2 separate regions of the Homo sapiens genome follow, and region 2 is linked to region 1. Evidence: read pairs that join two places in POLR2A ChIA-PET (ENCODE). Cell type or tissue: A673. All regions are shown on one strand. Links, peaks and the distances in the headings refer to the core of each region. The heading gives the core; the rest is flanking DNA. Region 1 has its middle 140 kb from the start of NGF. Region 2 has its middle 84 kb from the start of NGF-AS1.

Region 1 (5,380 bases), core at 199-5,198:
CTATTCTTCCTTAGGGGACAGGGATAGGGTGAGAAAGGGAGGTCGCATTTACAAAATAAAAAGCTCACATCGTTAGTAAGACTGTCAAGGCTCCAAGTAGACCTAAGGTTAGGTCAGCACTGACCTAACATGCCATCTGCCAGTCCAGCCCCTCTGAGCCTCAGTTTCCCCACCTAGAATTGGTTCACATGCTCTAAGACCCCTTCAGCTCTGTCACACTGTGCCCCATAAATTCCATGGTTCCTTCTTCCTTGTCACCCTGCCGAGAGAACCACTCTCCCATTCCGGCACCTCGTGTCTCTTCTGGAGTGGAACTCAGAGCCCTGAAATATCTCTAACCACTAAAGCTCTGGGGTGGGTGCCAGCCTTGGTACCCTGCTTGTGCTGCTGATGCTGGACAAGCAGGGCAAGAGGTAGAGCAAAGAGCACTCTGCCTGGCAAGCAGAGAGGATGCTGGTTGGGATGCACTTGTCCTTGGCCACTCCTGTTCCTCTCTAGCCACTTTTTAATTCATGGGATTTTTTTCTTTCAGGGCAGGGTTGGGAAAGTGAGGAGCACATAGAGACTTCACTCCATCAAGTGGTACAGAAATTCCTTTACTGCCAAATCCTACCCACTATGGGCAGACCTAGAAGAAGTAAGTGTGCCTGGGCTAAGTGCCATTTTGTTTTTCTTGGACTCTCTAGTCTTCCCCAAGTGTTGGGGACAGGGTAGGGCATTAAGATCAGTGCTGAGATCTTTATTAAGTGGGATTCTGTGTGGTCATGCTTAACATTCAAATGAGCACCCTCTTTTGGGGCCAGGGAGCCATAGGCGAAAATCAGGGAGACCCTGTGCCACCCACACATGTTCTTCTCCATGCTAGTGCTTTACTGATGGATGCTGTCACCAACATGCCGGTGGCTTGCTATGTGTGTGACTATGTCCTGGCACATGGGGAGTGGACTGAGTTGCTGATGGACTGTGAGAATTAAGCCAGGAATTTCCAGCTGCTGCAAGCACATGGCTGTGCCTCCAAACTCTAGTGCACTTTCTAGAATGGGCTGGGCTGTGAGTACATCTAGGACATGGCGATGGGGCTTGAAGCACATCCATGGGCCCTGGCTCTTCAGGTGAGCAAGGTGCCCAGGGGACAATTCATCTCCATTATGCCTCAGGCCTTGGGCTTCAAAATCCTGGGCCAGCTTCCTTGGTATAGAGCAAGGTCCATGGATAAAGTCATGAAGTCTGTGAGTTCCTTGAAATTGCATGAAAAATGTGTTTATGTGCTTTGCTCTGCCGAGAGAGACTACAGCTTTCTATAAATTGTCAGTGGGGTCTGCTGGAAAAATGAGGTCTGGAGGAAGAAAGTGAGAATTTTGCTGAGCCTGGAACTAAAGGATCTTGCTCTCTAGGGATACACAGCAGGGATCTGCTTCCTGGCCCCAAGTCTCAACCCTCTGCCTACCCCACATGTGACCTGGAAACATCCTGGAGCCCTGAAAGTGAAATCTGAGCCAAATCCCTAGCAGACTCAGGGCCCTTGCCCCTCTTCTCCTTTTGATAAAAACTTACCTTTTCAGGGAAAATAGGCTCCATCTAGGGTGAACATGTTTCCACCAGAGAGATGCCATTCCTCTTCCCATTCTGAGCTCCTTCTGAGCTCCATGACAAGGTGAGAGCCTAGTTTTGGAAAGCTGCTGAGGCTTCCTTTCAAAGGCTCATAGGAACTTACAATGCCCAGGGAAATCTTTCTACTAAGTGCCTAGGTGTGTAGGTCCCAGGAACTGGACTTAGCCTTCGAGTCCTATGGATGCCTCCATGGAGTCCAGAAAGGGAGAACGAAAGAGCCTGTAATACAATCTTCCTCCTCTGACTGTACCAGGACAGGGATATCAGGCTGTATTCTTCTTCTCTTCAATGCCACACCTCATGTAGAGGGGACTCAGACTACAGTGAGGCCCAAGGCAGGTTGAGGTTTGCTCCTTACAGCAGGGACAGCAGCACAGGGTTCTTCCTAAAATTATTCAGATCTCTTGTCTGACCCAAGGGGAAGCACTCTGCATACTTAGGTATAGACCAAGAAGCTTCTTTGCTTTTGAGGATTCTGAACAGAGCATGAACTGAGAATTTCCTTGAATATCAATATGGCTTGTTATCTGGAATAGCAATGAAAGTAACCTCAGCACTCACCATTTTTATCCTGTAAAGCCTCAGCAGGTGGATGTTGGGGGTGGAGTGAAGAGGTATATGAGGAGGGTGGTTCTCAGAGGCCTTCTCCTCCCTGACTTGATCTCAGACATACACCTTCACCCCAGAAAGATAATTGTCTATCCTGATAAAATCATTAAGGAACCCCTGATTCCTTCACCTATCTCAGGTTTTGACTTTGTCCTAAATGCAAAGGACTTTGGAGAAAGTCCACAGGAAAACCTGAAAATAGAATGCTGGGACTTCTGGTTTCTAGTCCAGCATTTAAGGAGCTTGGAAGTTGTCACTTCGGTTTACACAAGAAAAAAGCTGAACAAACTAGAAACCAACAACTTTTTTTAGATCCACCAGAGAACTGGGGTCACAGAGTAAACACTGTAATTAACCAATTGCTGGAGTTTCAGTGTGGACAAATTTACAGTTAAAAACTCCAGGGAGCTGGGTGCAGTGGCTCATGCCTGTAATCCCAGCACTTTGGGAGGCCGAGGTGGGCGGATCACTTGAGGTCAGGAGTTCAAGACCAGCCCGGCCAACATGACGAAACCCCACCTCTACTAAAAGTACAAAATATTAGACAGGTGTGGTGGTGCACGCCTCTAATCCCAGCTACTCAGGAGGCTGAGGCAAGAGAATCACTTAAACCTGGGAGGCAGGGGTTGCAGTAAGTCAATATTACATCACTGCACTCTAGCCTGGGCGTAAGGGTGAGACTGTCTCAAAAAACGAAAACAAAAACAAAACTCCAGGGGTACCTAGTCATGATAGGGATGGGGCACACTTTTGTGAGTTTTATCTCCAGGAGCTCTACCATATTCTCACAGTGAAGATCAAAGAAGAAGAATCCCCTTGTACTTCTGTGAGATGGGGAGGAAGATAAGAAGAAGTAGCCATTTTGAAACACTCCCAGAGCACTCTGTCTTAGCAAGGTCTGCCCTCAAAACAAAAACAAAAAACAAAAACAAACTATTTCACCAGAGCCTAACTTACTGATGTTTTACCAGAGCCTAATGGACTTGGGGAAGGAAATTTTCCAATTCCAGCCCCATCTAGCCTTTCTGTCTCACCTAAAGAATGGGACTGGGTAGAAGGTAGGACTCAAAAACACTGTAAAGTTGATAGCCCAGGGGGACGGGCTCATTTAGAGACTGAGACTTAATCATATGACTATAAGATGCTTCCCTTCCACTCATACCCCACCACCATCTCCCTAAAGGCCTATTTACCTCAGTTCCTTTTCCCAGTACATCATGTCCAGCTTTCAACAGAAAAGTACAAGGCATACTAAAAGACATAGTTTGGAGAGATAGAGTGGGCATCAGATACCTAGACTCAGATATGACAAGGATGTTAGAATTATCAGACTACAAATTTTAAATAATGATGAGTAAATATGCAAAGGGCTGTAATGAAAAAAAGTAGACAGCATTCAAGAACAGATGGGTTATATAAGCAGGGATGGAAATTCTAAGAGACAATTAAAAAATGCTAGTTGAAAAACACTGTAACAGAAATTAAGAATGCCTCCCAGCACTTTGGGAGGCCAAGGTGGATGGATCACCTGAGGTTGGGAGTTTGAGACCAGCCTGACCAACATGGAGAAACCCTGTCTCTACTAAAAACACAAAATTAGCTGGAAGTGGTGGCACATGCCTGTAATCCCAGCTACTTGGGAGGCTGAGGCAGGACAATCGCTTGAACCTGGGAGGTGGAGGTTGTGGTGAACTGAGATCATGCCATCGTACTCCAACCTGGGCAACAAGAGTGAAACTCTGTCACAAAAAAAAAAAAAAAATGAAGAACTTTTTTGTTGGGCTCATTATAGACTAGACATGGCCAAGTAAAGAATCAATGAGCCTGAAGAAAAGTCAATAGAAATTTCCAACATGGAAATGCAAAAAGAAAAGTTAATAAAAAAGTATAATATTCAAGAAATATGGGGCAATTACAAAAGGTGCACATAATGGGAATGCAAGAAAGAGAAAAAAGAGAGAAAAGAACAGAGGAAATATTTAAAGCAATAATGACTGAGAATTTCTCAAGGTTAATGTCAGACACCAAATCACAGACACAGAAAGCTGAGAGAACACCTAAAAGTATAAATGCCCCAAAAAATCTACACCTAGGGATGTCATATTAAACAGAAGAAAAACCAAAGGCAAAGAAAAAGTTTTTAAAGAAGACAGAGGGAGAAAAAAATGCATTACCTATAGAGGAGCATGGATGAGAATTACACTGGACTTCTCCTCAGAAACTATGCAACAAGAAGAGAGTGGAGTGAAAAACTTTGTGTTGGAAAAAAACCCCTGCAAAACAAGAATTCTGTATCCAGATAAATTATCTCTCAAAAGTCAGGGAGAGGCCAGGCACAGTGGCTTATACTTGTAATCCCAGCACTTTGGGAGGCCAAGGTGGGCAGATCATTTGAGACCAGGAGTTCAAGATCAGCCTGGCCAACATGGCAAAACCCCATCTCTACTAAAAATACAAAAAATTAGCCAAATGTGGTGACACACACCTGTAATCCCACCTACTAGGGAGGCTGAGGCATGAGACACATCTGTAATCCCACCTACTAGGGAGGCTGAGGCATGAGAATTGCTTGAACCCAAGAGGCAGACGTTGCAGTGAGCTGAGGTCCTGCCACTGCACTCTGTCTCGAAAAAAGGAAAAAAAGAGGCAGGGAGAAATAAAGACTTTCTCAGACAAACAAAAATTGAGAAAATTTGTCACCATAGACCTGCCTTGCAAAAAATGCTAAACAAAGTTCTTCAGAGAGAAGGAAAATGATAAGTCATAAACTCAAATCTGTATTTAAAAAGGAAAAAGCATTAGAGAAGGAATAAAGTAGAATAAAAGCTTTCATTTTTTATTCTTAATTGATTTAACAGATAATCCTTTGTTCAACAGAACTATAGTAACAATGAATTCAGTGATTATAGCTTGTATGTAAGTGAAATAAATGACAGTAACGTTATATGAGGCTGGAAAGATACTCTACGATGTTAGGTTGGTGCAAAAGTGATTGCGGTTTTTGCCATTAAAAGTAATGCAACCAACCTAATACTTGCACTACCCATGAAGTGTTATACCCATGAAGTGTTATAGTGTTATTTGGACGTGGACTTGGATTATACTGTAAACTCTGGGGCAACCACTGAAAAATGCTTAAAAATATATATACTTGATATAT
Region 2 (5,380 bases), core at 89-5,088, 280 kb before region 1:
CATGTTGGCCAGGCTGGTCTCCAACTCTTGACCTCAAGTGATCTGCCTGCCTTGGCCTCCCAAAGTGTTGGGATTACAAGCATGAGCCACCGTGCCTGGCCTGCTTTTGTTTTACTATTTAGTTTTTTTTTGAGGACTTTAATTACCCTGATATAGTTTATAGAAATATAGGAAGCAATATTTTAAAATGTAATTAATATAAAAGCATGTAAAACTCCATCACTACATCCTTAATTGTGGGGGAAAGGGTGGTACAATCCATGACTACACAACTTACTGTCAGTCAGAGAAGTACCTGTGAAATTCATAAAAGCATAGAGGGCAGTTCTTTTCTTCAAGTTCGGTCCAATATTCCATCCCACATAGATTCCACAGGAGTGTAGTGAGTAGCTCCTCTATGCCAGCTGACCCATCCTGGCTCCCCATCTGTCATGAGATCCTTTTTCTAGGCCAGGGATGGCAAACCACACTCTGCACACTAAATCTAGCCTGCTGCCTATTTTTGTATATGATCTGAGAATAATTTTTACATTTTTAAATGGTTTTTAAAAATGTAAAAAGAATAGTATTTTGCAGTGTGAACATTTTATGAAATTAAAGTCTCATTGTCCATAAAGTTTTACTGAAAGAGGGATGCTCATTTCTTTATGTATTATGTGTGACTGCTTTTCTCCACAATGGTAGAGCTGTGTAGTTGAGGCAGAGTGAATTCACACAAAGCCCTTTACAGAAGAAGTATGCTGACCCCTGCTTTAACCCTTGGGGAAGCCCTATGATATCCAGGTTGTAAGGAAATCTCTCGCTTTTGGACACTGTCTTTCCCTCCCCAGGGGCCCACCCTTCCCGATTGTGCTGCTTCTTCTTGGCACACTTCTCAGCCAGTCACCCCTGACAGCCCGTGGATGACAGGGAGTGGGGCTGGAGGCGAGGATGAGAAAGGAGCAGAGGAAAAGGGCTCTATCCTTGTCTGGTCGCAGCCTGAAGTCACCATACAACCACTAGCCCTTCCATGCCACTGGGGGCAACTCTGTCATATCTTTTCTGGATTTATAATCTAGAAGAATTTCTGAATCTTTCTCTACCTTGAGCTTATTTTAGTCTCTCTTTATGCCTAGCCTCAGGAAACGAGGGGATTTAGGGGAGAAAATGTAATCTATCCTGCCACAAATGCTCTCCCTATGATGGGGATGAGAATTCACAATGTAGAAGGCATGTTGATGATCACACCCTCTTACCGCCAACTGACCTACTTCTTCTGTGAACACCACCTAAATAATGCTGCTTCTTTGGCTTTGTCAATTCTGTTTCCCTGCCTGAGATCTGCCCCTCTTCTCCACCTAGGTCCCGTTCTTCTTTAAAGGGCTGCTCATGTCCCACCTCCTCCATGAAGCTTTCCCAGACTGTGTCTGTGACAAAGCCTTTCCCGAAGTTTAAGTATTTCCTTTCTACTTCTCACTGGGCTCTTGGGATCATTAAAGACAGTCCTGCCAGTTGATTTCCATACCTCTCATCTCCATCCCTATGATCACCATCCCAATCCAAATGCGTCTTACTTCTGAACCCTTCAAGGTAACCCCTAACTGCAGCCAGGCTTGTCCCGTGCAAGTTTTCCCTCCACAGGGAACCTGGAATCCCACAGGGCTGCAGAGGCCTTATCTGAAATGTCACTCTGGCTACCTTAATGCCTGTCTCCTCAGTTTCAAATCCTCTGTTGCTCTCCGGATACGGTGTACAGAACCGCATATGAGTTGGTTCCTACCCACCTCTCCAACCTCATCCCCTGCTTCAAATTCTGTGCTCTGGCAAGACTGCACTGCTTGTGGTTCTCTAAAATGCTATTGCATGTGTTTTCCTCTCTGCCTGGGATCTTGACTACATTCCGCCCAGTCCCTTTTTCCTAACTAACTCCCACTTATACACTAAGGTTCAGCTCAGGAGCCAACCCCCTTCAAAAATTCTTCCTAGACTTCCCCTCTTCCCACACCAGATTGGATGAGGTGTTTATCGATCTGTGTTCCCATACACCCAAGGCTACGATCGCCACACTATATTGTATTAATCTGTTTCCATTATTGCTTCTCCCTCACTGAACTATAGTAAGGACTGTGTCCTATTTATCTTCATACCTCTAGTTCTTCTTTTAGTCTCTGACTTACAGGAGGTGCTAGGTGTTTATTGAGTAGAAAAAGAGATCGATAATAAATTCTTTTAAGACAAGGTAGTGTTTTATACATTTTTATATCCCTAGGACTTGGCTCAATACCTGTTTTTGCTATGGATAAGGATGATTCCAGGTTACTGTTCCTTGTTTTAAAGATGTCGCTGCAGACTCCTGGCCAAACCTGTGGCTCACAGCAGGCCTAGCAATATTCTCAAGCACACTTCTTGGTTCACACTATGTAATCATGACAAAATTAATTACAGGCTGAGTGGCTGCTCTGTGTGTACTAGGTGTTTAACATATAATCTCTAATTCTAAACACAATCCTACAAGGTTAACATTATTCTCTGCCAGAGAAACTGAGACAGAGGGAAGTTAAATAACTTTCCCAAGATCATACAACAAGTCATTGGCAAAAGTGGGATGTGAATCCAGGCTTGTCTGTCTATGAAAGCCTTAATATTTCTGTTATCCCTTTTCCTATCTAGAGTTTATATTTTAGCAACATAAATGAAACTATAAAGTAAAGGTTTATAGTTTAGAAAAAGGAAAGAAAAAAAGGGAAAGTTTGGTTATAACCCTGCCACCTGAAAAAAATCCAGCTGTTTTAATTTGCCATGTGTTCATCCTGTGTGTGTCCACATGTATATCAAGTGAATTTGGTAGACATGCCATTTGTGTTTTGCTATCTTTCTCTCTCTCTCTTTTTTAACCAAACGTTACATCAGAAGCTTTTTCCAATGTCTGGTCATAGTCTTTGTGATTGTAATTTTAACGACTTGCTCTTCATTTCTGATCTTGACGTTAATAAGACTCTCCCAACTCCAGTGGCTCCCCTGTCCCTTCTCCTTTCCAGTCACTGCTCTGTAAGTGCATTTGGCTTTTATTGGAGGCAGCTGTGAAGAGAGTGCTGAACTCGCTGCCAGAAAAGTTGGACTGAGTCCCAGATCTGACAGTTACTAGTTGTGTGACCTTGGGCAAGTCAGGTTCATTCAATTTCAAGCTCCTCCTTTGGTCTGTGAGCACCTTTAAGGCAGGGATTATTTTGTTTCTCCTTTGTAGGCTCTGTTTCTGGCACAGAGTATGAGATCAATACATGCTTGATAAAGTCTCTCAAATTCCTCATCTGTAAAATGGGATAATTACACATATTCCTTAAAGATATGGTAATTAAATGAGGCTTTATATACACACACATACACATACACAAACATACATTCTCCGCAGTTGTAAATCATAGTATAAATATAAGTTGTTATAACTATTATCATTGCTGGTTTTATACAATTCATATAAAAGTCCACTCAATTATCTGGAAGAGCAGCAAACTTCCTGACTGAAAGCCTCATCTTTCATCCAGATGTTTGGTATCCTGTAGGCACAGTAGACCACAGACTTAAAGGAATCAGTGCTTATGCTGACTTGTTTGTACTGCTTTGACATGATGTCGTCTGCCTTGACAATAGAGGCTGCATATGTTTAACTTGCTGGGTATAACACCATGCACAGCCAGGACCTAAATAAGTGCACTTTAGCGTGATTAAAGTGAGAGATGTGGAATGTTTTTTAAAAGTTCAGGTCCAAGTGACACAGCAGTTTGCAACAACTCATTCTAGTTGGTGCAGTCATTTGCTGGGGGGCATACTAGGATAATTGGGTTTATCCACAAGGAAACAGTCCAATAGTGTGGGAGCAGTTTTCCATTTTTTCCAGGTAAAAAGACAATGGCTCTACAGAAACGAAAGGAAATCGTCCAGAGACTTGTGAAATAATTCTTATCTCATCTGTTCTTGTGATAATAATTCTTTTTCACAAAATAAGTCCTAAGAGCCAAAATTTTCCATCATCTACATAATATCAACATTGTAATTCTCAGTATTAACAAAGATTAAGTTGTTTTCAAGGCTGGTTGACTCAAAAAAACCCAGAAACATGCTGGCAGATAACACTGGGAAATAAATGCTTTTTAAAATTTTAACATTTTATTTAGAGTGTATTATTGTTATTTGCAGGAAGGTTAATACAATGCAAGCTACTCTACCATTACTAGAAGCACACTCTTTCATACTGCTTTTAAACTACATTAATCAAATGAAACAATATTTTAAAAGTACACACCTGAAAAAATGACCACAAACAATATGTGTGATGACTGACAAACTAGAAAATCTAGAGGAAATTGATAAATTCTTGTAAACACAATCCCCCTACTTTGAATCAGGAAAAAATAGAAATCATGAAGAAATCAGTAAGAAGTAGTGAGATTGAATCAGTAATGAAAAGTCTGCCAAGAACAACATAAAGCCTAGGACCAGATAGATTTACAGCTGAATTCCACCAGATATTTAAAGAAGAATTGGTACCAATCTTAGCGAAACTATTCCAAAAGATTGAGAAGGAGAGAATCCTCCCTAATTCTTTCTACAAAGCCAGTATGACCTGGATACCAAAGCCAGGAAAGGACATAACAACAACAACAACAAAACAGAAAGCTACAGACCAATATCCCTGATGAACATAGATGCAAAACTTCTCAACAAAATACTAACAAACCAAATATAAGAGAATATTTAAAAAATTCACTATAATGAAGTAGGTTTCATTCCAGGGATCAGAGAAGGTTCAACATACACAAGTCCATAAATTTGATACAACATATAAACAGGATTAAAAACAAAAACCGCATGATCATCTCAAGAGATGCAGAAAAAGCACTTGATAAAATCCAGCATCACTTTATGATAAAAACCCTTAACAAACTAGGACTAGAAGGAACATGCCTCAGAATAATGAAACCGTATATGGCAAACTCACAACCAACATCATACTGAATGGGGGAAAAGTTGAAAGCATTCCCCTAAGAACTGGAACAAGACAAAGATGCCCACTTTCACCACTTCTATTCAACATAGTGCTGAAAGTCCTAGCCAGAGCAATTGGGCAAGAGAAAGAAATGCAAAGTACCCATATGAGAAAAGAGGAAATCAAACTATCTCTGTTTGCCCATGATATGACCTTGTATCTAGAAAACCCTAAAGACTCCTCCAAAAGACTCCTGGATTTGATAAATGAATTCAGTAAAGTCTCAGCTTACAAAATCAATATACACAAATCGGTAGTACTGTTATACACCAACAGTGACCAAGCTGAGAATCAAATCAAGAACTCAATCTCTTTTACAGCTGCTGTAAAAATAAAATAGAATAGTTAGGAATATAC

What was found. Peaks named below come from ENCODE experiments on the same cell type or tissue, not always from the same donor. Only the 100,000 strongest peaks of a DNase experiment are listed, where the experiment ranks them.
Region 2: POLR2A ChIA-PET joins it to region 1 with 5 read pairs; 2 of 35 experiments call an interaction of 5 or more read pairs at or near these places.

Annotation. Positions count from the first base shown.
Region 1 is chr1:115,480,461-115,485,840 of GRCh38, forward strand. No RefSeq gene overlaps it. Among named protein-coding and RNA genes, the nearest start is that of NGF, 140 kb to the left of the region's middle. In A673, for the core only: no CTCF peak of the experiment used is centred there; no DNase peak of the experiment used is centred there; H3K27me3 peaks cover 390 bases.
Region 2 is chr1:115,196,068-115,201,447 of GRCh38, forward strand. No RefSeq gene overlaps it. Among named protein-coding and RNA genes, the nearest start is that of NGF-AS1, 84 kb to the right of the region's middle. In A673, for the core only: no CTCF peak of the experiment used is centred there; a DNase peak (open chromatin) is centred at 3,074.